3 separate regions of the Homo sapiens genome follow, and regions 2 and 3 are each linked to region 1. A link is a loop called in an ENCODE intact Hi-C map of the cell type or tissue named here. Cell type or tissue: Calu3. All regions are shown on one strand.

Evidence for each region. Hi-C counts contacts between places; a loop is a spot of excess contacts. Peaks named below come from ENCODE experiments on the same cell type or tissue, not always from the same donor. Only the 100,000 strongest peaks of a DNase experiment are listed, where the experiment ranks them.
Region 2: it touches region 1 in a loop (2.7-fold over the local background); 2 of 110 quality-filtered maps call a loop at or near these places.
Region 3: a loop joins it to region 1, with 5 times the contacts of the local background. A loop is called at or near these places in 3 of 110 quality-filtered maps.

What each region holds. Positions count from the first base shown.
Region 1 is chr3:111,076,738-111,084,737 of GRCh38, reverse strand. All of the region lies in intron 1 of NECTIN3 (nectin cell adhesion molecule 3), which reads right to left. Among named protein-coding and RNA genes, the nearest start is that of NECTIN3, 8.9 kb to the right of the region's middle. In Calu3, a CTCF peak has its summit at 4,236 (motif pointing right); DNase peaks (open chromatin) are centred at 3,557 and 7,827.
Region 2 is chr3:110,738,475-110,746,474 of GRCh38, reverse strand. No RefSeq gene overlaps it. Among named protein-coding and RNA genes, the nearest start is that of NECTIN3-AS1, 330 kb to the left of the region's middle. In Calu3, no CTCF peak of the experiment used is centred here; a DNase peak (open chromatin) is centred at 3,084.
Region 3 is chr3:110,341,830-110,349,829 of GRCh38, reverse strand. No RefSeq gene overlaps it. Among named protein-coding and RNA genes, the nearest start is that of NECTIN3-AS1, 720 kb to the left of the region's middle. In Calu3, no CTCF peak of the experiment used is centred here; DNase peaks (open chromatin) are centred at 4,719 and 6,249.

The DNA.
Region 1 (8,000 bases):
AATTATTAAGAGGTATTATTTTACCATTTAATTATCTCGTTTCTAAACCTTTCCCTTCCATTTCTACCATTACAACCCTACTTTAGGCCTCAATAATATCTTTATTTCTTAAATCCTACCTTCCTTACATCACCCTTGTTCTCAAACTTTCAGACACCCTATCACATCACATTTAAAAAGCACTCAGTCTGACTCTATTCTACTTCTTTCCATACATAAACACAAGTGGTTCCCAGAACACATTTTGTTCTTTATCGGCTAGTCTTTCACAGTACCTAGAATAGTCTCTAGTAGACCTAGTGCTCAATTAAATACTAACATCCACACAACATAAACTTACTACTGCCTCCACACCATCTTTCACGTTTCACAAGTCCATGTTATGCCAATTCATGCCTTCAATACTGAATCATTTCATTCATTCTTAGTTGATGTCTTATTCCATTTTTCACCACAGGTTCTATCCTAAGTCCCAACATCACTCCACACTCATTCTAAAAGTTTATCACTTATATCGCTAAAGAACAAGACCTTTTTGTAACTTCCCTCTCTCACACCTGGAAGTGTCTCAACATCTTCACCTATCATTTTCTTTTCCCTATTTAGTAGAAAGAAGTGTCTTCCATTTCTAATACTAGCATCTCTCATCTGTGTTTTTAATGTTTCCACTTATCTCTTTTCCTGGACCTTGCCGTATCAATGAGCTTCTCCTGCTTCTCTCCCAAAGACACAGAAGTCTCATCATATAAATTAAATTTTTTAAAAAAAGTTTTTCAACTTTCTATAGTGGACACTTGTGGACAATATATTTTCTTGGGCTATGGCAACAACAACATCCAGTTTCTATGAGCAGCAAAGCCAGTATCAGAGACAAGGCTATATCATCCAGCGTCCAGGAGACAGCAGGTAATGACCTTAACAAACTGCCCCTCAATATAGTATCTTAGCTATGGTTCTGGATATAGTTCTAGTTGCCTACCTTCTTTCAGTTCTTGTTTTCCATGCCTGAAGCATCCAATATCTTTCAAAAAACTGTCTTTTAACCACGGGGTCAAGTTTCTGATGTTTGTGAATAAAACCTTGACTGATGTCTCGGCTTGGGCTGCTTTAACAAAATACCATAGACTAGCTGGCTTACACTCTTTGTTACAGCTCTGGAGCATGAAAGTCTGAGACAAGGGTGCCAGCATTATCAGGTTCCTGGTGACAGCCCTCTTCCTGGCATGCAGATGCCTGCTTTTCTGCTACATCCTTGCATGATGGAGAGAAACAGCTCTAGTGTCTTCCTCTTCTTATAAGGACACTAATCACATCATGAGGCTCTACCCTCCTGACCTCATCTAAACCTAATTACTTCCCAAAGGCCCTATGCCCCCTAACACCATCACATTGAGGGTTGCGAGCTCAACATATGGATTTGGGGGAGAAGGGGAACACAAACTTTCAGTCCATAACAACTGACATAGTCTTGTTCCCTCACAAATTACTCTTTTTTCTCTTTCCTTTCTTTCCCAAGAGTTGTCCCTACTCTCCTTCACTATCCCATGATTTCTTAATCCTTGAAGACAGGGGTCTCCAACCCCCGTACGAGTCTGTGGCCTGTCAGGAACTGGACCGCACAGCAGAAAGTGAGTGGTGGGCAAGCAAGTGAAGCTTCATCTGTATTCACCAGCCACTCCCCATCTCTCATCCGTATTTACAACTGCTCCCCATCGCTTGTATTACCACCTGAGCTCTGCCTGCTATCAGATCAGCAGCAGTATTAGATTCTCACAGGAGCACGAACCCTACTGAGAACTGCACATGTGGGGGATCTATGTTGTGCACTCCTTACAAGAATCTAATGCCTGATGATCTGTCACTATCTCCCATCACCCCCAGACGGGACTGTCTAGTTGCAGGAAAACAAGCTCTGGGCTCCCACTGATTCTACGTTATGGTGAATTGTATAATTATTTCATTATATATTACAATCTAATAACAATAGAAATAAACTACACAATAAATGCAATGCACTTCAATCATCCCAAAACCATTCACTGCCCCTAACCCCAGGCCATGGGAAAACTGTCTTCCACAAAACCAGTCCCTGGTGCCAAAAAAGTTGGAGACCTCTGCTTTAAGATGTGACATTTTTCTCCTAACCACTTTTACTAAAATTACTAAGAGTCACGAATGCCCTTACCTCTACTAAATGTATTCATTTATTTATCAACTAAGATTTTTCCTTGAACATTTTTCTTCTCTCTCCCTCCGATAGCTTATCCAATCAAAATACCTCAATCTAAAAAAAAATTCTGGCCCCATCCACTATTCCCTTCCCTCTCTCCACTTTTTTCTTCTCACTCTCTCTCTTCTGCCTGTGTTCCCTTTTCTCTCTGAAACAGCTCATTCAATGCAAATACCTCAATCCTGATAATTCCCAGTTTCACAACCTACCTCCTACCCCTCGTACCTCACCCTTCTAACCCCAACTCTCACAAATTTCCAGCTACAGCTCAAAAGTACACCACAAATGCATGTGAAACCTTACTGGATTGATTAATCAATCCTCTCATCATCCTTTCCTAGTTATTCCAAGTTGGTTCATATCTAACTCCTCCTTCCTTACCCACAATGATATCCAAACACCATATCATCTACTTCTCAGATCCAAGCCTCCCTTCAAATCCCTTTGCAAAACTGTCATTTATCTCTGTAATCCTCTTTCCATGGAATATCACAATGGTTGTCACCTTCACTTGTCTGTCATAGCTCCAATATATTTTTTACATTTCTGCCAGAGCTATACAATCTATCAAGTCATGGATGGACTCCACAGTTGCCTGCCTTCAAAAGCTCCTCAGTGGCTACCACAGTCTAATCGCCTCAGCAAAGTATTTAAAAATCCACGACTTCCCTCCATAAAGTTCATGCTTGAGTCACATGAGAACACTAATTCCTTCTAGAGTCCTCATCTCAGTGGTCTTTAAGTTGGAACACCCTCTTTTTCACTGACTTTCCCTCACAAACAGAAATCTAAGCTATTCCTTCAAGATTCAGCTAGAAAATTAGCTCCTCTAAGTCTTCTTCCACCCCTAGTTAAATTGGTCCTCTTTCTATAATCCGACAATACTTTGTTAAATTTCTCACATAAGACAAGTCATTTTTGTTCACTGTATTGTTTGTTGTATTTACATAGCACTTTATTGCAATTTAATTTCATAGCAATTCTGTGAAGAAAGTATTATTTAGCCAATTTAACAGGGGAGGAAACAGGGAGAGAAGTAACTGGGTTAATACACACACACACATACACAGAGAAAGACATCTTTCATTCCAATCTCCTGACAATTAAGTTTTACATTTCTTAAGGGCAAAGACTCCAAGGAGCCTAGAAGAGTCCTTTCTACATAACAGATGCTTTGTAGGGTTGTGGTTTTTCTTGTTGTTTTGTTTTGTCTTTTGTTTTTATGGTGAAACAGAGTCTTGCCCTGTTGTCCAGGATGGAATGCAGAGGCAAAATCTTAGCTCACTACAGCCTCAGCCTTCCGGGCTCAAGCAATCCTCCCACCTTACCCTCCTGAGTAGTTGCTACTACAGGTGGACTCCACCATGCCTGGCTTATTTATTTATTTATTTATTGGCAGAGACGAGGTCTCACTATGTTGCCCAGGCTGGTCTCAAAGAATTGGGCTCAAACAATCCTCCTGCCTTAGCCTCTCAGGGATTACAGACGTGAGCCACTGCACCCAGCCTGCTTTGTGTTTTAAATATGTTTAAAACCACCCTGTTTTATCTGTCTAAACTCTTGAAGACATAGCTCAAAAGTCTCATTTTTAACTCTTCCAGCCCTTACTAATATTTCTGTAAACTATATCATATCACTTGGCATGTTGTTACAAATGTCATTTGATATATAAGCATGCCATTAATCGTATTAATGAGTTCATAAGCTTTAGAGGGCCAACATGCCTCATTCCACCGTGGTATCCTTTATACTCCCTAGCACATGGTTGTTGCTCAATAGTCCCCAATTTATCCCTTGTTCAAATCTCTAAGTCCTTTTTTTTTTTTTTTGCATGACATATATAGATTAACTGTGACTAAACTTTACTTCTGTAACAGTAAATATTACTTAACCCATTCCTGAAATATAAAGCTCATACACAGGTCAGGGAAAAAGTATTCTAAGTATCTGAATGGAGAAAAATCTAGAGTGACTATTTTAGATGACTGTAGAGGGCAGCAAAGCAACAGTAGTATCCTCAAAGAAAAACATGTATTTTTCTTAGGGAACTTCAAATTTGTTTTATATTTCAAGAGATGCTGTCAGGATTAAAGCTTTTGAAGGAAAAGGGGCTTTGGGGCATGCCAAATACAAATTTCACCAGCTACTTATATATTTAAACATTTTTACTATTAACTATAAATATAAAGAAAATATATCAATGCCCAGATCCTTTTACATGAAAAACAAGCTTGATAAACAATGCAGTTTCAAAATAGCCAACATAATTGCTGAGTACTTTAAGAATCCCGAAGTTGAAAATCTTTCCTCATTGAAAACGGCAAACATAATTTCTTAATTTTATTTTCTTAAATACAGAAAAGAATGTCAATAATCTAGATAGTCTTATTTCCTGCTAATTAGTATTACTAATTATAAACTTGATATGCCTTTTTGTTATTCAAAATCAGTCAACTGTAGGGTCTATACCAGTTTAAAAGAAAAAAATTATAAATCCTTTGGCACTGTACTAGTATACAACAATAAACAATGCAACACCTTGAAAAAGAACAGAAATTCCCTTACTGTTATTTCAATATTGAAGTTCACTCTGCTTTTAATATGAACTAGGCAGAAAAACTGCATCAAGATAATCATATAACCTCAGAAGTGTTTATAGGAATGGGGAAGCTACTATATAAGTTGACATTAAATACAACTGTATTATTTGCATGTTTCTCAAAGATTGTGTTGGCAGTAATTTTTTACTTCCTTTAAATTTAACAAGCAGAAATGCAGAGTTTTAGAGTGACTGCAGTAGCCATTAACATAAGCAGGCTTATGATTAAGTGAGAAATGCTGCTATCATGTTTTAGTCCTGTGCCCTTAAAGAGAAGTATAGAACTGTTAGCTATATGCCTTCTTCCACTTGATTCTCTTCCAAAAAATTAAAGGAATGGAGAAGGACTTTTTTATTTTGCATTTAAAATAAAGTAGGTATGGTATCTCTAAGCAGGTTTTAAAAACTAGGCAGTTTATTGTCAGGCTTAGTATTAAATTAAATGTATAGCCATGAATGATTATCTCTAAATCAAATTAGTAGGGAATCTGAGTCTATAATGAAAGGACATTTAAACATTTTTACTATTAACTACAAATATAATGAAAATATATCAATGCCCAGATCCTTTTACATGAAAAACAAGCTTGATAAACAATGCACAGTTTCAAAATAGCCACCATAATTGCTGAGTACTTTAAGAATCTAGCTACAACTAAATTAGAAATTTTATTAATAATCTTCAAAACTAGGGCCTAAGATTTTCAGTAATAGCAATCATGTCTATCATGAATAATTCACAGTTACTATATTAAACTGATTTTACTACAGTTTACCAATACTAGCATTTCATTAATATTTTTTTCTTCTGAATTGAAGCAACAGAAGAGTCAAGCACACTCCTGACATTATATATAATGTTCTCAGACACTTAGTTGGAGTCCTAGCCCTGCACAGTTTCACATTAGCATACTTCCATTACAAAATAGACTATCTTAAATTTACCCACTTCATTCATAAAACTCAGTTCCAGAGTCAGATGTGTCATACATGAAGTACGATACATCTCACAGAAGCAGCTTAAGCTAGACAGGTAAATAATATACAGCTGATTTTGAAATAACAAAGCAGAAGACTACTATTCTCATAGAAAGTCAATTCTGCAAACATCTCAAATTCAAAATGGGTGAGGCAATGGGAAATAGAACTGAAGAGAGGAAAAATAATTTTTTAAAAAGGAAAAATCAGTGGAGAACTATCTCAAGTAATATCTTTAAGTCTACCAACCTTTTCTAATCATCAAGAGTACAAATCTCTTTAAGAATATATTCCTATAGTGTATTCTGCATAACATAGCTTCTGCAACATAATATATATTACACCAAAGAATTTGTTTAGTTTGTTAAATGGGATATTTTACTGAAGAATTTCTTAGACCATTAATAAACTAATTCACATTGTTAACTTTCCATGAGGGGGTATATCATTAGCTTTTCCTATTCCCAAATGTATTAAAACATGGTACTTTTTCTTCCAAAAACCTACCTTCTGAGACTAGTGTTTCACAGAAACACTTTAACAAAGACTGTTTTAAGCCTGAAAGCATGAAAAAAATGAAAACAGAATTGCATGCTCACTGTATGCAAGAAGTGGTGAGGGAAGCCTTCCTGGAGAAAGTCAATCTTAAACCAAGCCCTTCAGAATTTGATTAGGTAGGAAGAGCAATGTCATTCTAGGCCTTATGGGTAAAGACCACAAAAGGGCATAACCCACTTTAGAGACAATTAAAGGTTCAGACTTGAACTATCCAAACTGGTAGCCACCAGGAACATCACACTTGAATACAAAGTGCATTAAATGTGGCTAGTCCAAATTGAAATGATCTATAAGTATAATATATCTACTGGATTTCAAAACATTACTATGAAAGAAAATGTAAAATATCTCAATTTTTAATAACAATTGCATGCTGAAATGATATTTTGGTTACATTGTGTTAAATAAAATAAGATTAATTTCACCTATTTCTTCTTCACTTTTTAAATGTGGCTTCAAGAAAACTTGAAATTACATGGCTTGCATTATAGTTCTATTAAAACGTGCTGGTTTGGACTAACCTTGATTTCGCCATCAAACTCTTGAAATAAATATGAGTGCCTACTACATGCCAAGCACATGGGAATACAAATAATGAACAAAACAGTGAAGCACATTTCTTTCAGAAGATTGATAATATTTGGTCAAATCATAAATGAAAATGCTATAATAAATAGCACTTGTCAAGAGAAAAAAGAATTATCTGATGTTGTCTTTCAAAATACAAATGTCCCAACCCTTGGACTCCACACCTCACCCGTCTTACAAAAATTGTTGATCTAGTAAGTCCATAGTGGGGCCCGGCCACATTGCTTCAAAAAAGATTCCCTAGTAACTATGATTTTAACTCACACATCCTATCTTTGCAGGCTCTAACTATTTGAGAATAGCTATTTACAGCCCCACTCCCTTTTTCTGTTCTTTTATTTCTTGTGATAAAACCTAGGCTGAAAGCCTAAAGGGCCTCTATTGGGTGCAACAGCCAACCTATTTAAGAACAAGTTTGATCTTTTTTTTTTTTTTTTTTTACCATTAAAGTTGAAACCAAAGTTTTTTACACATGGCTCACATTCCAGTTTATGAATATCTACTCACAATGCAACAGGTCTTCCCTACTCAACTTATTTAGCAGAATGAATGGTGGGCAGTCAATAGTCTTGCAAGAAAAACAATCTCCTGGATGCCATACTAAAGAAAACAAGTAAAATTCAAAATATAAATATATAATATCCTTTCTAAAATAACTATAATACCTGCGATATGGCTATATCTAGACTCATAGGAGGCAGACCTCATTAAAATTTGTAATTGATAAGTTACATTATAATTAGTAACTCTTTTAGAAAAAAACCTTGAAGCTACCCTTAATAAAGTTTCAGATTTTTTTTTTTTTTTTTGAGACGGAGTCTTGCTCCGTCACCCAGGCTGGAGTACAATGGTGCAGTCACAGTTCACTGCAGCCTCCTCCCCCTGGGGTTCAAGCAATTAGCCTGCCTCAGCCTTCCAAGCAGCTGGGATTACAGGCTCCTGCCACCATGCCCAGCTAATTTTTGTATTTTTGGTAAAGACGGGGTTTCGCCATATTGGCCAGGCTGGACTCAAACTCCTGACCCAAAGTGATCTGCCCTGAAGCTA
Region 2 (8,000 bases), 340 kb after region 1:
TTACATTTAGGTCTTTAATCCATCTTGAGTGATTTTTGTCTATGGTGTAAGGAAGGGGCCCAGTTTGAATCTTCTGTATATGGCTAGCCATTTACCACAGCACCACTTATTGAATACAGATTTCTTTCCCCATTGCTTGTTTTTGTCAACTTTGTCAAAGATCAGATGATTGTAGTGTGTGGCTTTATTTCTGGGCTCTAGATTCTGTTTCATTGGACTATGTGTCTATTTTTGTGCCAGTACCATGCTGTTTTGATTATTGTGTCTCTGTTGTACAGTTTGAAGTCTGTAATGTGATGCCTCCAGTTTTGCTCCTTTTGCTTAGAATTGTCTGGCTATTCAGGCTCTTTTCTAGTTCCATAGAATTTTTTAATAGTTTTTTTCAAGTTCTGTGAGGAATGTCCTTGGAAGTTTGATAGGAATAGCAGTTAATCTATAAATTGCTTTGAGCAGTATGGTCATATTCTTTCTACACATGAACATGGAATGGTTTTCCATTTGTTTGTGTCTTCTCTGATTTCTGTGAACATTGTTTTGTAATTCTCATTGTAGAGATTGTTCACCTCCCTGGTTAGCTGTATTCCCAGGTATTTTATTCTTTTTGTGGCAATTGTGAATTGGATTGCATTTCTGATTTGTCTCTCAGCTTGGCTGTTGCTGGTTTATGGAAATGCTAGTGATTTTGGTATGTTGATTTTGTATCCTGAAACTTTGCTCAAGTTGTTTATCAGCTGAAGGAGCTTTTAGGCCAAGATGATGGGGCTTTCCAGATGTATTAATAGAATCATGACATCTGCAAACAGGGATGGTTTGACTTTTCTTCTTCTTATTTGGGTGCCCTTTATTTATTTCTCTTGCCTGATTGCTCTGGCCAGGACTGCCAATACTATGTTGAATAGAAGTGGTGAAAGCTGGGCATCTTTGTCTTTGTTGGTTTTCAAGGGGAATGTTTCCAGCTTTTGCCCATTCAGTATGATCTTGGCTGTGGGGTTGTCGTAGATGGTTCTTATTATTTTAAGGTGTGTTCCTTCAATACCTAGTTTTTTTGAGTTTTTAGCATTAAGGAATGTTGAATTTTATAAAAAGCCTTTTTTGCATCTATTCAGATAATCAGGTGGTTTTTGTCTTTAGTTCTGTTTATGTGGTGGATCACCTTTATTGATTTGTGTGTGTTGAACCAACTTTGCATTTCAGGGATAAAGCCTATGTGATCATGGTGGATTACTTTTTGATGTGCTTTTGGATTCATTTTGCAAGTATTTTTGTTGAGGATTTTTGCATGAATGTCCATCAAGGATATTAGTCTGAAGTTTGTGTGTGTGTGTGTGTGTGTGTGTGTGTATGTGTGTGTCTGTTCCAGGTTTTGATATCAGAATGATGCTGGCCTCAAAGAATGTGTAAGGGAGGAGTCCCTCCTCCTCTATTTTTTGAAATAGTTTCAGTAGGAACGGTACCACTTCTTCCTTTTATATCTGGTAGAATTTGACAGTATACATCATATATTTCTTAAGTGCTTACAATTTGCCAGGTAATGTTTGATAAATGGAGGCAATAAGGAACACGGTGCTTAAATTACTAGCTGAGGTCATAAAGTTATTTTTGTCTGACTCCAGTCTAGAGCTTTTATTCATTGTACATGGTGTATAGCAAGAAAAAACAATCATACAAATAAAACAAGAAGGAACTCTGTAAAATAATACATAATAATAAATGGTTGTAAGATAAAATAATAATATAATAAAATAAATAAAATAATATTAAATGGTTGTAAAATAATATGCAATTGAAATCAAACCCGTTACCCATAAAGTTTGAGGATCTTAACAAATGGATTGACCAATCAGGCTGGAATAGGATAGGAGCCAATGGGCTTTGAGACATGGAAGACACAAATGTTTCTTACAGGGAAGGCATGGAGGCAGGAAATTGCATGATCTTATCTAATGGTGAAGTGGCCCAGCCTAATGAATAGAAGGTCTTATTATAAAGTCATGTGAAAGAAGGTTATTAGGTTCAGGTAAAATTTGACTTAGAGGACCTTGAAAATTAAACAGAAATGATTTTTCATAATAATAGCTATTATTTATTCCACATTAACTGTGTGCCAGGCATTGTTCTAAATAATGTGTTAAATCATTTAATTCTCATAGCAACATTATAATTTAGATATTATTATTATTCATATTTTACAGAGGAAAAAACTGAAGTACAACAAGTTTAAATCATTTGACCAAGGCCTTATGGCTAAGATGTTGCCAAGCTGGTGTTTGAATTCAAGCAGCCTGGCTCTAGAGTCCATACTCTTATCACTACTGTTATAATACTTGATAAGGTATAGTGCAGGTAGAAAATGAAAGTTTTTGATCAAGGGATGGACACAAAGCTTACATGCACACTTTCTAAATTAAAGTATATATATGTATACACTTTAATATATATAAATTAATATATTATTTAATTAATATATTAAAGTATATAAATGTATATGTATGCTTTAATTTAGAAGACTGTGTGTGTGAGAGACAGTGTGTGTGTGTGTATACCCTTCTATATAGAAAAAAGTGGTATATTGGAGAAAAGTAAGGGTCAGGGATTCCAGGAGGTATTTCAGTATGGGTCAATAGCTACATGGCCTAGGATGGTCTTATTAGAATGGAACATTTGGGAGCTTTTCTATATGTGCATTATAAGAAAGAAAGCAATTCTAAATTGCCCCAAGATATCAAGGCTGACTGGCTGGAAGAAGGATGGTGTCATTGACTAAAATGGAGAAGTTAGGGCAGGTGGCAGTTTTTGGGAAGAACACAATGAACTTGGCTTTATGAATACAGAATTTTATTTAGTGTGTGAAACTTTGAGGCTGGCATCTAGAAAGAATTGAGAGATGGATACCTGAGTTTGGGAGTCATTAGCAAAAAGGTGATAGGGAAAGTCATGAGAATAGATCCACTGTCTAAGGGAGAGACTGTGAAGAGAAAAGAGCAGATGGCAGAAGGAGTAGGTTAATTAGTAACACCAACTAATGGCTAACCAAGGGTTTCCAAGCGAAGTACCTGCCAGATTTGTTTAAACAATAGCTCTTTAACTGTGTTTACACAAGTAATTTGCTTAGGCAAACCCTTTCTTCCCCTCCCTCCTCCACCACATAGTTTGTGCAGAGTGGGGTAACTTTGGATCAGTTACAACAATAGAAAGTTAATAGAAACAAAATTAATAAAAACAGCCAAATAAATGCAGTTTGTACTGAATATACCTGATACCCACCTTTCTGGCCATCACCTTTCTCTTTTAACTGAGTATGTTTTGCTCATCTCCCCAAAGGACCATACTATTCTCATTTTGCACCTTATTGCTCCTAAAAGCTTCACTTTATTTTTTTACCTAAAGGACAATTAAAAGAAATTCAGTGGCTCAGTGTTTTACACATCATGGATTTAATAGGTCTAATTTATTTAGGAGCTTACATACACTATATTTTCTTTTTTTCTCCTTAAAATAGTTACAACAGTCTCTTACTCATTCTGAATTTTATAGCTCTTAGTTTCCTCTGGAAACAGTTCACTTCCTGTATCATTTTTTTGTTGTTGTTGTTTACCACCATTTTATCCTTCACTCTCCAGTTTTAAGACACACAAAAAACATTTATTGACACTTTTTGCTTTTCTGCTAGGAATTAAAAAGTATTTACATATAGAATAAACTTTCATTTGATATTCTATATGTTATTCTATATCATATTCTATATGTATATATAATAATTACTTATTTTATTCCAGTACATAATCATTTAAATTGACTTCTTGCAACTGATTTTCCTGAATTAAGCATATTCTATTAGTAAAAGCTTAATTTACTAAATGTCACCTGAAACTGTTATTTTCAGATTATATAATATATATCCTGATTCTTTCCTTTTTTTCAAAAAAAGATTGACACTAGGTCTTTCAAAAGTGCCCATTCTATCTTTTTTGTGACCCTCTGTAAATCTTTGATGATACTTGGTTAACACATGTAGCTCAATAATTTTATTAATAAATAACAATTTGTCATATTACTATGATTTTGAACTTAATTACTGAGAAGTGAACCCCAGATTTCTATTCTTTGTTTCAATCTTACAGAATGATTTTCAACGTCTTCTGATAGAGCTTTAGCCAAGCATCTGCCTCTTTATAATCAAATTACTTATAGGGCCCATGTCCTTTGTTTTCTTTTTTATCAATTCCAGATGGGGAGGGCTCTATTTGGCCCATTCATCATGAAGAGCTACCTTAACCTCCCGTAGGATTTCAGATCACAGGGCTGGAGGCACTGACAGTAAGGTCCTCCTAAAGGAGACGTGCCACCTTTAGCACTTCTGTGTGTGCTACAAATCTCTGCAAACTATGAAGAGGTGGAGCTGGACAGAGCTTGTATATCTGCCAGCTTAGGCTTTGAAATTTGTTGATGCTGGTCTTTGATTGGAATCCTCTGGTTTAAAGCAGCATTTTCCAGAATGTATTCCTAAATGCTACAGTATATTAATAAATGTTACAAATAAAAAGTTTCACATAAAATTCTGGATTAAACGATGTTGAGTGTTTGTCTTTGCTTTCTGATATCTCAAAGCCTTCAAATACACTAATATGTATTGTAAGACTCCATGAAAAAAACAATGTGTCTTCTGCATCTCAAACTGTTTTGTCTCTTCTTGTATATTAGAAGGCTATTTCCTTAGACTACATTTTATAAAGTGCAGGCCTGGGTTATAGATTCCAATATAAACATTTTTAGTGGGTTGATTACTTTTTTTCCATTAGCTTTCCTTCATCCTAGGTTAACATTATGTAATCTGTTTAGCCTTTTAAGTGTGAATATTTGAATGGTGTTTTAAATTTTTAAAAATTAAATTAACGCCTGTAATCCCAGCACTTTGGGAGGCCGAGGCGGGCGGATCACGAGGTCAGGAGATCGAGACCATCCCGGCTAAAACGGTGAAACCCCGTCTCTACTAAACCTACAAAAAATAGCCGGGCGTAGTGGCGGGCGCCTGTAGTCCTAGCTACTTGGGAGGCTGAGGCAGGAGAATGGCGTGAACCCGGGAGGCGGAGCTTGCAGTGAGCCGAGATCCCGCCACTGCACTCCAGCCTGGGCGACAGAGCGAGACTCCGTCTCAAAAAAAAAAAAAAAAAAAAAATTAAATTAAAAAATTCTGATGACCGAGAAGAAAATGGACCGTAAGGTCTAAAGACGTTATTGTAGAAGTCTAGGCAATAGATTATAGTGTCATAGGGAAGGGTGGTAATTATTGAGGAGGATATATTTTGGAAATATAATTGACAGGAATTACTTATGGATGGTATCTAGGGATACACTTGTGTTTTAGGACCAATCAAATGAATGGATGAAGGTGTCATTTACTGAGATGGGGAATATTAAAATACGCAGAGCTTTGGTAGAGAGAGTATCTGTGGATCAAGATTTCTGATTTAGTAATGTAACATTTGGGTTGCAGGGCAGCAATCAAATGGAAATGTCAAGCAGAAAGTTGGATGTAGAAGTCTGGCCTTATTGCAGAGGCCATACACTGAACAATATATTTGGAATCCATTAGCATACAGATAACACTTAACTTCGTAAGACTGTATGATATTACCTAGGTAGAACATTTAAAACATGAAGGAAAGAAGGCCCATGGCTGTGCCTCGAGGTCAGACTCTCCCTACCTTTTCACAGGGATTAAAAACTGTGGCTACTCAAAGAAACTCCAACTATATTCTAGAGTCGGCTCTGTCTTAGCTCTTATGTTCTTTAGGCTCCTTAAGACTCAGGTAAACAGATCCTGAGGAGAGGTTCATTACAATCAGCTTGTGGGGCTTTCTTTAGTTTTCTGGAAATTGATGTTAGGAGACCTTAGAGGGTATAAGCCAAACTATTTGAATATCATATTCTTCCAAATGAGCAACTCTTGAGGGGCTGAGCTTAGGTGTATTAGTTTCCTAGGGTTGCTACTACAAAATAACACAAACCCTATGACTTAACAAAAATTTATTATCTTACAGTTCTAGAAGTTAGTTTGAAATCAGCATGTCTGCAGGGCCATCCTCTCTCCAAAGGCTCTAGGGGAAAATCCTTCCTAGCTTCTGGTGGTGGCTGTTAGTCCTTGGCATTTCAAGGCTTGCTGCTGCTGTGTGTTGATCTCTGCTTTCATTTATTATGTGGTATTCTCCCTAGGTGTGTCTGTATTGCTGTGTCCATTCTCCTCTTCTTATAAGGACACCAGCCATTTTGAATTAGGGCTTACCCTAATAACCTCATCCTAAGTTGATTATATCTGCAAAGACCCTATTTCCAAATGCAATTATATCCACAAGTTCCAGGGGTAAGGACTTCAACATATTTTGGGGGGAGTGGGGCACAATTCTACCCATAAAAGTTGATATGGAGATAGGACTCAAGATGTAGCTAAGTGTTAAGAAAACATCCCATCATTATCTTGACATGAAGACATGGACCCAGCTTTGGTTACTGCAGAATTCTCACAAATTCCACAAAGGAGGCTCCATTCCTTCAAAGAGGACTCTGACTCTTAACACTGTAGCAGAATAAGATGTTGTTATGCTTTCACCCTTGGAAATTTATTTTGCCCCATAATACTTTTTCACTGAGGTAGCTAGACATAACTCATAAACTTTATAAGTAGATAAAATAAAAAGAACCATCATTTATCAATTGACTTTTATACTTCAGAAACTAAGGACCTTGAATAAAACAATAGAATTGGAAGAATAGTTTCTCATTCCAAATTTTTTCTAAATTAGAAACAGATAAAAATTTTATTATCTGGGAAAGAAGTGAAGAATTCTAGAAGACAGTAATATATTAAAACTGAGGAGAAAAAGCAATAGAAGAAATTGCTGGTATGGATGTCTGAAAGGAGAACCTACCTCTGCCTCCTTGGGTTGTGAAAGCAATAGAATTTCCACATAGATTCAGGGATATGAGAGTAAAGGAGACCTGTACTCACTTAACTTGGGACTCTGGGTGTGACAGCCTTGAAGATTTTCTTGCTTTAACATGATGTGGAATCTCCATAAAAGATAGTTCAAGAGGTCTTGAACAGAGAAAGCCTAAGATAGCCTCAGAGTGTATAAGCAATATTTTCTGTAAATCTGAGAAGGGTGAAAATGGATAGCTGAGAAGGCAAACTGGTAGACTTGATAAGGTCTCGGGGGAAGGATGATGGGTAGGCTATTCAGCTAGATATCAGGGGAAATGTGAATAATCCTGCAGTTGCTGGCCTAAGGGGATAGTGATGATGGAAGAGACAATGTGATACATCTTTCGTTGAATGCCAGAGTGGACAGACAGCTCCCTGGGACCAGATAACCAAATAGCTTGGTGTTATGAAGCCTGAGGAATGCAGATGAAACTTCATGGGAAAAAAATAGAGAAGACTCTGGGATGTTATGGAGTGAACTCCAAACTAACCAGGATTACCTTTTCTACTACTGGACAGAATGCGGCCTCTAGATACGAACTAAATTCATTTATAGAAAAATAAAGTTAACTCCATTTGTTCCTTTGTGAGTTTACAGTCTGAAATGTCATACCTACTAAACCTTTGCAATAAAGTTTTTCCCAGTATACAGATGAGCCTCAAGGCACTCTGCAATAGGACACACCTATGGATTAGATAATAATTCCCTGGGAAACAGGGCCAGATTTCTGCCATGATTATATCTCAAGTGCATGACATAGTAATGTAGGATGCTGTGATAGAGGACATACTTGCTGAACAATGAATGAGTAATTGGATGTCTGTTCTCTAGCTCCAAAGGAATCCCATAGCAGAGTAAAATGAAACTTACTACATATAAGAGGGCATGTAAGGCAATGACAAATGAAGCTAGTCGGTACCATTAACCTTCTCAAAGAAGTAGCCAAGACTCTGGAGTTTTGTATATACTGGCTCAAAGAGTAATAAAATGCCCCTCAACATTTCTGAGCCCTAATTTTCT
Region 3 (8,000 bases), 730 kb after region 1:
AACAGAAATTTTATACATATTTTAGTAACTAACATTTAAACATAAGTTCACATTAAATTCTTTTGGAAGCAATAATAACAAAATCAAGAAACACCGAACATTGTAATGAAAGCAAAAACTATTCTGTTTCATTGTCACTAAATATGCTTGCCTTTGATTTTCCAGTGTAACTGAAAATAGTACTTAAAAACAAATTAAAATAATGAACTCAAAGGTTTTCTTCTTCAAATCATGACATTTGTGCCATTTAAATTTATCTTTTTTAAGGTTTGTTGACATGACACCCAAAGAATCAATATTTATAGAACTAAAAGGGTTGGGAAACCTACCTTCTACTCTAACTTCTACTACAGGGACATAAATGTACTGAGTGAGTTTAGCTTCCTCAAGCCTCTGTTCTCTTTTCATAAAATGAGAGATTTGGGCCAGATATTTTCTAAAAACGACGTTTTGCAATAACAGTTTGATTTTCAACCACTAGCCAATTTTTACTAAGCAATGATTGAAGTAAAAAGAGACCTTTCTTTATATCAGACATAGTTACTTGAATTTGATTTGGTTATGATAATGCATCATAGTTGTTAACCATGTCCACAGCTGAAACTTCAGATGTTCCACGACTATATCGTGAAACATTATTAGATTAAAGTCAAATTAGGCTAGTTCTTGCCTGGCAAAGACTGAATATAGTCAATGGGATTGTTGTAGTAGAATGAGTCTTGTTAATGATATATGGCCAAACTGTTTGACTAGGGCCCTTAAGTTAGCGCATTACCCAAATACTTTGGTTTCTTTCTTTTTTTTTTTTTTTTTTTTTCTTAGATAGAGTCTTGCTTTATTACCCAGGCTGGAGTGCAGTGGTGTGATCTCAGCTCATTCCAAACTCCACTTCCTGGACTCAAGCAATTCTCCTGTCTCAGCCTCCTGAGTAGCTAGGATTACAGGCGTGTGCCATCACACCTGGCTAATTTTTTGTATTTTTTTTTAGTGGATACGGGGTTTCACCATGTTGGCCACGCTGGTCTCAAACTCCTGACCTCAGGTGATCCGCTCACCTCAGCCTCCCAAAGTGCTGGGATTACAGACATGAGCCACCACGCCCGACCTGGTTTCTTTAATTCTACTGACTGACTTATCTCCAAGTTCAAACCCTAGAAGAAAACCTAGGCATTACCATTCAGGACATAGGCATGGGTAAGGCCTTCATATCTAAAACACCAAAAGCAATGGCAACAAAAGCCAAAATTGACAAATGGGATCTAATTAAACTAAAGAGCTTCTGCACAGCAAAAGAAACTACCATCAGAGTGAACAGGCAACCTACAAAATGGGAGAAAATTTTCACAACCTACTCATCTGACAAAGGGCTAATACCCAGAATCTACAATGAACTCAAAACAAATGTACAAGAAAAAAACAAACAACCCCATCAAAAAGTGGGCAAAGGACATGAACAGACACTTCTCAAAAGAAGACATTTATGCAGCCAAAAAACACATGAAAAAATGCTCACCATCACTGGCCATCAGAGAAATGCAAATCAAAACCACAATGAGATATCATCTCACACCAGTTAGAATGGCGATCATTAAAAAGTCAGGAAACAACAGGTGCTGGAGAGGATGTGGAGAAATAGGAACACTTTTACACTGTTGGTGGGACTGTAAACTAGTTCAACCATTGTGGAAGTCAGTGTGGTGATTCCTCAGGGATCTAGAACTAGAAATACCATTTGACCCAGCCATCCCATTACTGGGTATATACCCAAAGGACTATAAATCATGCTGCTATAAAGACACATGCACACGTATGTTGATTGCGGCACTATTCACAATAGCAAAGACTTGGAACCAACCCAAATGTCCAACAATGATGGACTGGATTAAGAAAATGTGGCACATATACACCATGGAATACTATGCAGCCATAAAAAATGATGAGTTCATGTCCTTTGTAGGGACATGGATGAAATTGGAAATCATGATTCTCAGTAAACTATCGCAAGAACAAAAAACCAAACACCACATATTCTCACTCACAGGTGGGAATTGAACAATGAGAACACATGGACACAGGAAGGGGAACATCACACTCTGGGGACTGTTGTGGGGTGGCGGGAGGCGGGAGGGATAGCTTTAGGAGATATACCTAATGCTAAATGACGAGTTAATGGGTGCAGCACGCCAGCATGGCACATGTATACATATGTAACTAACCTGCACATTGTGCACATGTACCCTAAAACTTAAAGTATAATAATAATAAAATTAAATTAAATTAAAAAGGCAAAGAATGAACAGTATCTCTAGAGAACTAGCAAAGTAAAGATTCTTGCTGTAAAATTCTCTCTTGTCGTTGTTGTAATTGGTCAAAATTTGTTATGGAAAGTCCATTCAATCCTGCGTAATCACGTAATCACTTTTTGTCAACTTCCATCTCTCTTTGTCTCTTATATTTCTTTATCAACAATCACGTATGTGTAGAATTGGGGATTAAGGAGAGAGAAGATGAAGTCCTCACCTTGACAAGTTTTAATCTGGCTGACAAGATAATTGTTAAACTAGTTTGCAATCAGGGATTTCACATAAGAACATTTAAGAATATCATCAATACACTAAGCATTCCCATCTAACTGATTTTTTAATCACAACATTCTAAATATATGTGCATAATCAGTCCATACTTGGTGTAATTCGGTGTCCACACAGTGATGAGTTTGCCAGAAGGAGTTATTACTCGCTTTCCAGAAAAAGAAAAAGCCATCTTAAATTTAGTTTTGGTGGAATGTCCTCAGTAAATTTGTATTTTCATGGAGTTTTTGTGTAGAAACTAATGATGTTTATTCTTTTGTCAAACAAATATTCATCGAGTAGAAAACACAAATTTTATCCTAGACATTATGCTAAGTATTGAGTATTGAGCACAGTTCTCCCTCATAAGCATGGATTTAATATGCTGCCTCTCTGCTACACAACTGGCCAGTTTTGAGGGCCAGTTGCCCATTTTGATGATGACCAATAGTCTCTAAATTTGAACTTAATCTCCTGAATGAAGCTAGTATCTTATTCACCAACCACCTTGTGGTTTTGGTGTCTTGCAAATAATATATGATACAGCATAGATGGAAAAATTAGTACCTGGGTCCATTAATGCCCTTACTGAGAGCACTTCAGAAAGCCCAGATTGTTGGGGCTTAAAGAGGAAAACAGGAGACTAAATAGAATTTTCTGTGAGCCTGAAGGAAAGACTTATATGATTGAAAAAACTGAGACGTACTTGCCTCTAGGGAGGCGGTACTGCTTAAATAAGTAAGGCAGCACAAATGTGCTGGAAATGTGAGGTGTCTGGAATATGAGAGTCCAAACAGTGAGAAACATGTCAGAGTTTCATGGTTGTGGGATGCTTTATTGTCCTCCACTTCTCTCTTAAACATTCTATTAAGTAAAGAGTTCACTACAGAGAGGATTTATGATGCTGGGTCTTATTCAGATAAACTATGGCTCAGGTAAACCATAACTTTTCTTGAGGAGCTGCACCAGTACAACTCAGCATCCACTGGATGTTCTCAAACTACTCTAACTTGATGAATTATTCAAATCATAGAGAAATTATACAGCTCTAACAAATGACTCCCTAATTCTTAGAAAGTTCTCAAAATCACTCTTAAAAAAATGAAATGATAAATTTGATCTACACTAACATGCTGCCATTTCTAATTTGGCTTATTTTTTAAATTCCATAAATTGTCAGAATTGGGTGCATAAAACCTGATGGAACTTTTTAGGCAAATACTATATTTTTTCAATGTTACTAAACTTTATATCACCATGTTTATTGCATACAAATAACCCAATGCACAATCCTATACAGTTTTATTACTCGGTCTTGACCATTATTTTACTTTAATTTTAATTAGTGAGTAATTCGTTTTAATGTCACATGCTACTCTTTAAAATTTTTGAATAAGACATGTACAAGACAAAAATTGTGGGGATGTGTGTGTGTCTGTGTGTGTGTGTTGCTGGCAAAATTTTTTCTCCTTCTAATCCCTTTCCCTATCCTCCTATCCTCCCAGTTCCCATTCCATAGCACTCCCCACAACATCCCCTCATCCACAAATAAACACTGTTATTACATTTTTATATCCTTCCAAACATTTTTATACATGAACAAGTTAAGTAGCAATACATATTAGCTTTTATTTTTTTTTTCTCCAGCAGAGTAGCACACTCACTCTGCACTGTGCCTTGCTTTGTTTTTCACTTCAAACATACATTTTGAAGATGTTGTCATACATTACTTAAGGGCTTCCTTGGCCTTCATCCATTATTTTAACATTTAAAAAATGTCATTTGTCATAGTTCTTATTTCAAACCATTCTTGGAGATAGGAGCGATATGAATGATTGTGGGTGCAAGTGCTGCAGAAGGTCCCCAAACCAGCCATAACATCATTGTTATTTGTATGTGTTTAAATATGGAACTTACTAAGGTGTGATTAGCTATTTCCTGTTTGAAATCTTCAGGAGAGATCCCATAATCAGTTACTTATTTTTTAAGTTTAAATCAGAAGCGAAAGCTTCTCATATGATGTTCACGAAATCCATTGCGTTACTGAAGACTGGGTCATCTCAGAAGTTAAAAAGTAACCCAGCTGGAATTCCTCTACATGAAATATTTCTCAAAGATAAGCAGTCAGAGATCACTATACCTCACCACAACAACAGGCATGCTGTGCAAGTTGTGGCCCCTCAAGATTTCCCTGCCAGGAAGTTCTAAGTTGACTTTGAAACCAGTGATTTATTAACACTGGAGAGTGGAAGTAGAAACTCTTGCCTTCTAACACTATCTCTACTCTGTGGCAAAAGTCACTTCACGTGCAACATTCTTCATTTCATTAATGTGAAAGGAAATTGCATCTACATTCCAAAGAGCTCTCCCCTCTTATTCTTAAATGAATGTAGCCTTGTAAGCATATTAGACTAATATTTCAAATTTTCATATTTGACACTGAAACTGCTAATGTGTCCTATTAACAGAGTCAAATGAATATAACAACTCTTTTGGTAAAGTGTAAACAAATGCTAACTTTGGAGATTATTGAAGTATAGAGGGCTGGGCCTGTCACTACTTTCAGAATGCCACATTCTGAACACTTTCCCTGGACACTTTCCTCTGTTCTAGTGGCTACTGTTGATCTTTGGTCTTACCTCTTTTCTGTCAGTAATGATGCTTCTCATCTCTATAACTCCTGTTTCCTGCCTCTACCTCCACTTCAGCAGTTCAATGCTCTATTTCATTTTCTGGGCACTAGGGTTTATTTTTCTTTACTTCTTGTCTCTTTTTTCCTGTGCTTCCTGATTTTGGAAAAGGCAGGTCTTGGTACTAACAGTGAGCTTGGCTGCAGTGACAGTTACTAGTGCTCTTTGACAAAATTTCCAGTTCTCCCCATTCTAAGCATTTGGTAGATCTTTTTGGGCTTGGGTGAGGTCAAGTAACTAATTCTGGTCAATGTGTTGTGGACAGAAGTATGTGTCACTTCCTGGATGAATACTCAATGGCCTGTGTGAGGCATAGGACATTTTCTCTTCTCCTCTGTCATAAGAATTGCAAATGTTCAAGACAGTGGCTGACTGAGGCCTAGAGTGATGACAGGAGGGAATCCTCCCTTACCAACCCAATATGGTTATAAGGTATGAGCAAGAAATAACTGTTTCTTTGTTTGTTTTTTTGTTTTAAACCACTGAGATTTGAAAGTGTTTCTTACCATGGCCTAACCTAATACGTAACCTATTCTATTAAGCCACTGAGAATGTTTCTTCCTTCTTGATGGTAAATGAACAACACATGATAGTTTCTGGGTATATTACATAGTTATAGGGGAAGGTAAGGAGGGGCTACTCTTCTAGTGCTAGAGTGTTGGCATATTTGTACCCTACTTCCAAGTTCAAAACTTTTAGGGAGTTTGAGGACAACATCAGTCTGAAAGCTGAATTGATGACAAAGCAGGAGAGCCCAATTAGGGACAGAGAAGATGATGCCATACAGAGCTAATGTTGGGACACTTAGCCTTGTTAAGATAATGTTAGGAAGGCCTATACAGCAGTCTTCCTAATGTAGACAGCATATCGTAGAGTAAGAGGTTACTCAAGACACCATCTAGCATAAGAAGGAACACCAACTGCAGTGCCAGGTGCCTCTGGCTGACAAGCAGAGCAGAGCCAGGAGAGCCAGGATTCCTTGGGTAGCGGAAGAAAACAGGACTGAGTCATACATCTGGCTTTTGTGCACAAGCTGTCATTCCTGGAGGACTGGCAAAGACAAAAGGATTCCAAACCTGGGGGCACTGTACTGTGTTAGTAATCAAGAGAGACGCCTGGACTAAGATGTCAAAAGCACAATCCTGATTTAAGACTTGGGTATTAGGAAAGACTTAACCAGAGAAATAAGGCACAGACTCAGTTATTGAGATGAGATTAGACCAACAACATTCCTGAAAATATTGAGTGATTATTAAGTTTCTTAGACCTTTCCTATCTATGTTCAGAATTAAATCTTGATATTGGAGTGGACTTGATCATGCAACTAAAGGTCAAGTTGTCCCAACCTTAGAAACAGGAGGCGTGCTGAGCAAAGTAGATCTGGAACAACTGTACAATTTGAATAATGATTGTTTTCTTCTATCTCTGATTTGTTTTCTGCTTTGCCCTTACTGGTCATCATATGAATAAACAAAATTGCTGGAAGTGGATAGCAAAGTAAGGACGAATAGAGGAGATCAATAGTTTGACCAGAACTTCACTTATGTATCCCATATGGAGAGTGAACACATTAGGGTTCCCTCCAACCCTACATGCTTCTTTTTTAGCACCTGTTCCTGACTGACGCACAGACATGGCATTGCACAGAATAATGTCTTAACATATTTGTTACTATATCTCTTCATCTTTATCACTGTATATTTTTCTATTTCTATTTTTCTCACTTCTCAATTTATTTTAGGAAAACTTTCTGTTATGTTTTTAATTCACCCAACTTCCAGACCAGTTGTTCATTTTGTTTTTCAGTCTTGGCTTTCAGATCTGGTGCTCAGTAGTTTGTTCCCAAATATGACCTTGCTTGTCTTTCAATCAAATTTAGTATATCACTCCTACCCCGAGTTGTATGGCATCAGGCTGCCTCAGAGTTTATCTGGACTCATGAACCTTCACTTCAGTGCTACGCTAACGTGGCCATCTGGCTTGACCCAGCTTTTAAAATAGGATTCGGACAGGCTCCATGGCAATAAATGTGACTATGCCTGCTATAAAGGAAGCACCCTAATGCTTCATAGAATCTAAAGATGTTTCTTGGGCATAATCTTCCTATTCAAAAGACAATGTTTTCCAATGTAATGCAAGTCATTTGGGCAATTAACTTATGTATTTTATGCAAATATAGAAAAATAAAAATTTATTTTGAAGAGAATGTAGAGAAAAAGAAAAAAGAAACCTTTTGCTCAACAAAATAGCACTTTTATCAGATGAAACAAACATAGCTATATGCAACATGCTATGTTTTAAAATAATTTTTGAATGAAAGTCTGGAAGTCTCTACTACAAACATAATTTTGCCTCTGAATTGCTTTCAACCTGGACAAAAATTATATAAATTCTGTATTCTGAAAGAAGAAAAATGAAACAAGAAAATCCAGACTAGATGAACTCTAAAGTCACTTTTAATATATGATTATAATTATTATTTTAAGAGAGATTTTTCAGGTTGCAGCATCTGATTTGTTTTAAGAATTAATGAGAAATTTGCAATTGTATTTTATTTTAGGATTACCATACAGAAATATTCTGTAGCTAATCATGTGAACTTCCATATTTTAAGAACAATAATTTATTGAGTTTCTTTTGCACCAACCGCTTGCTAAGAATTTACTCATGTGGTCTCATTTAATGCTCCCTATAGCCCTATATTAGTTTGCAAGGGCTGCCATAACAAAGTATTACAGAC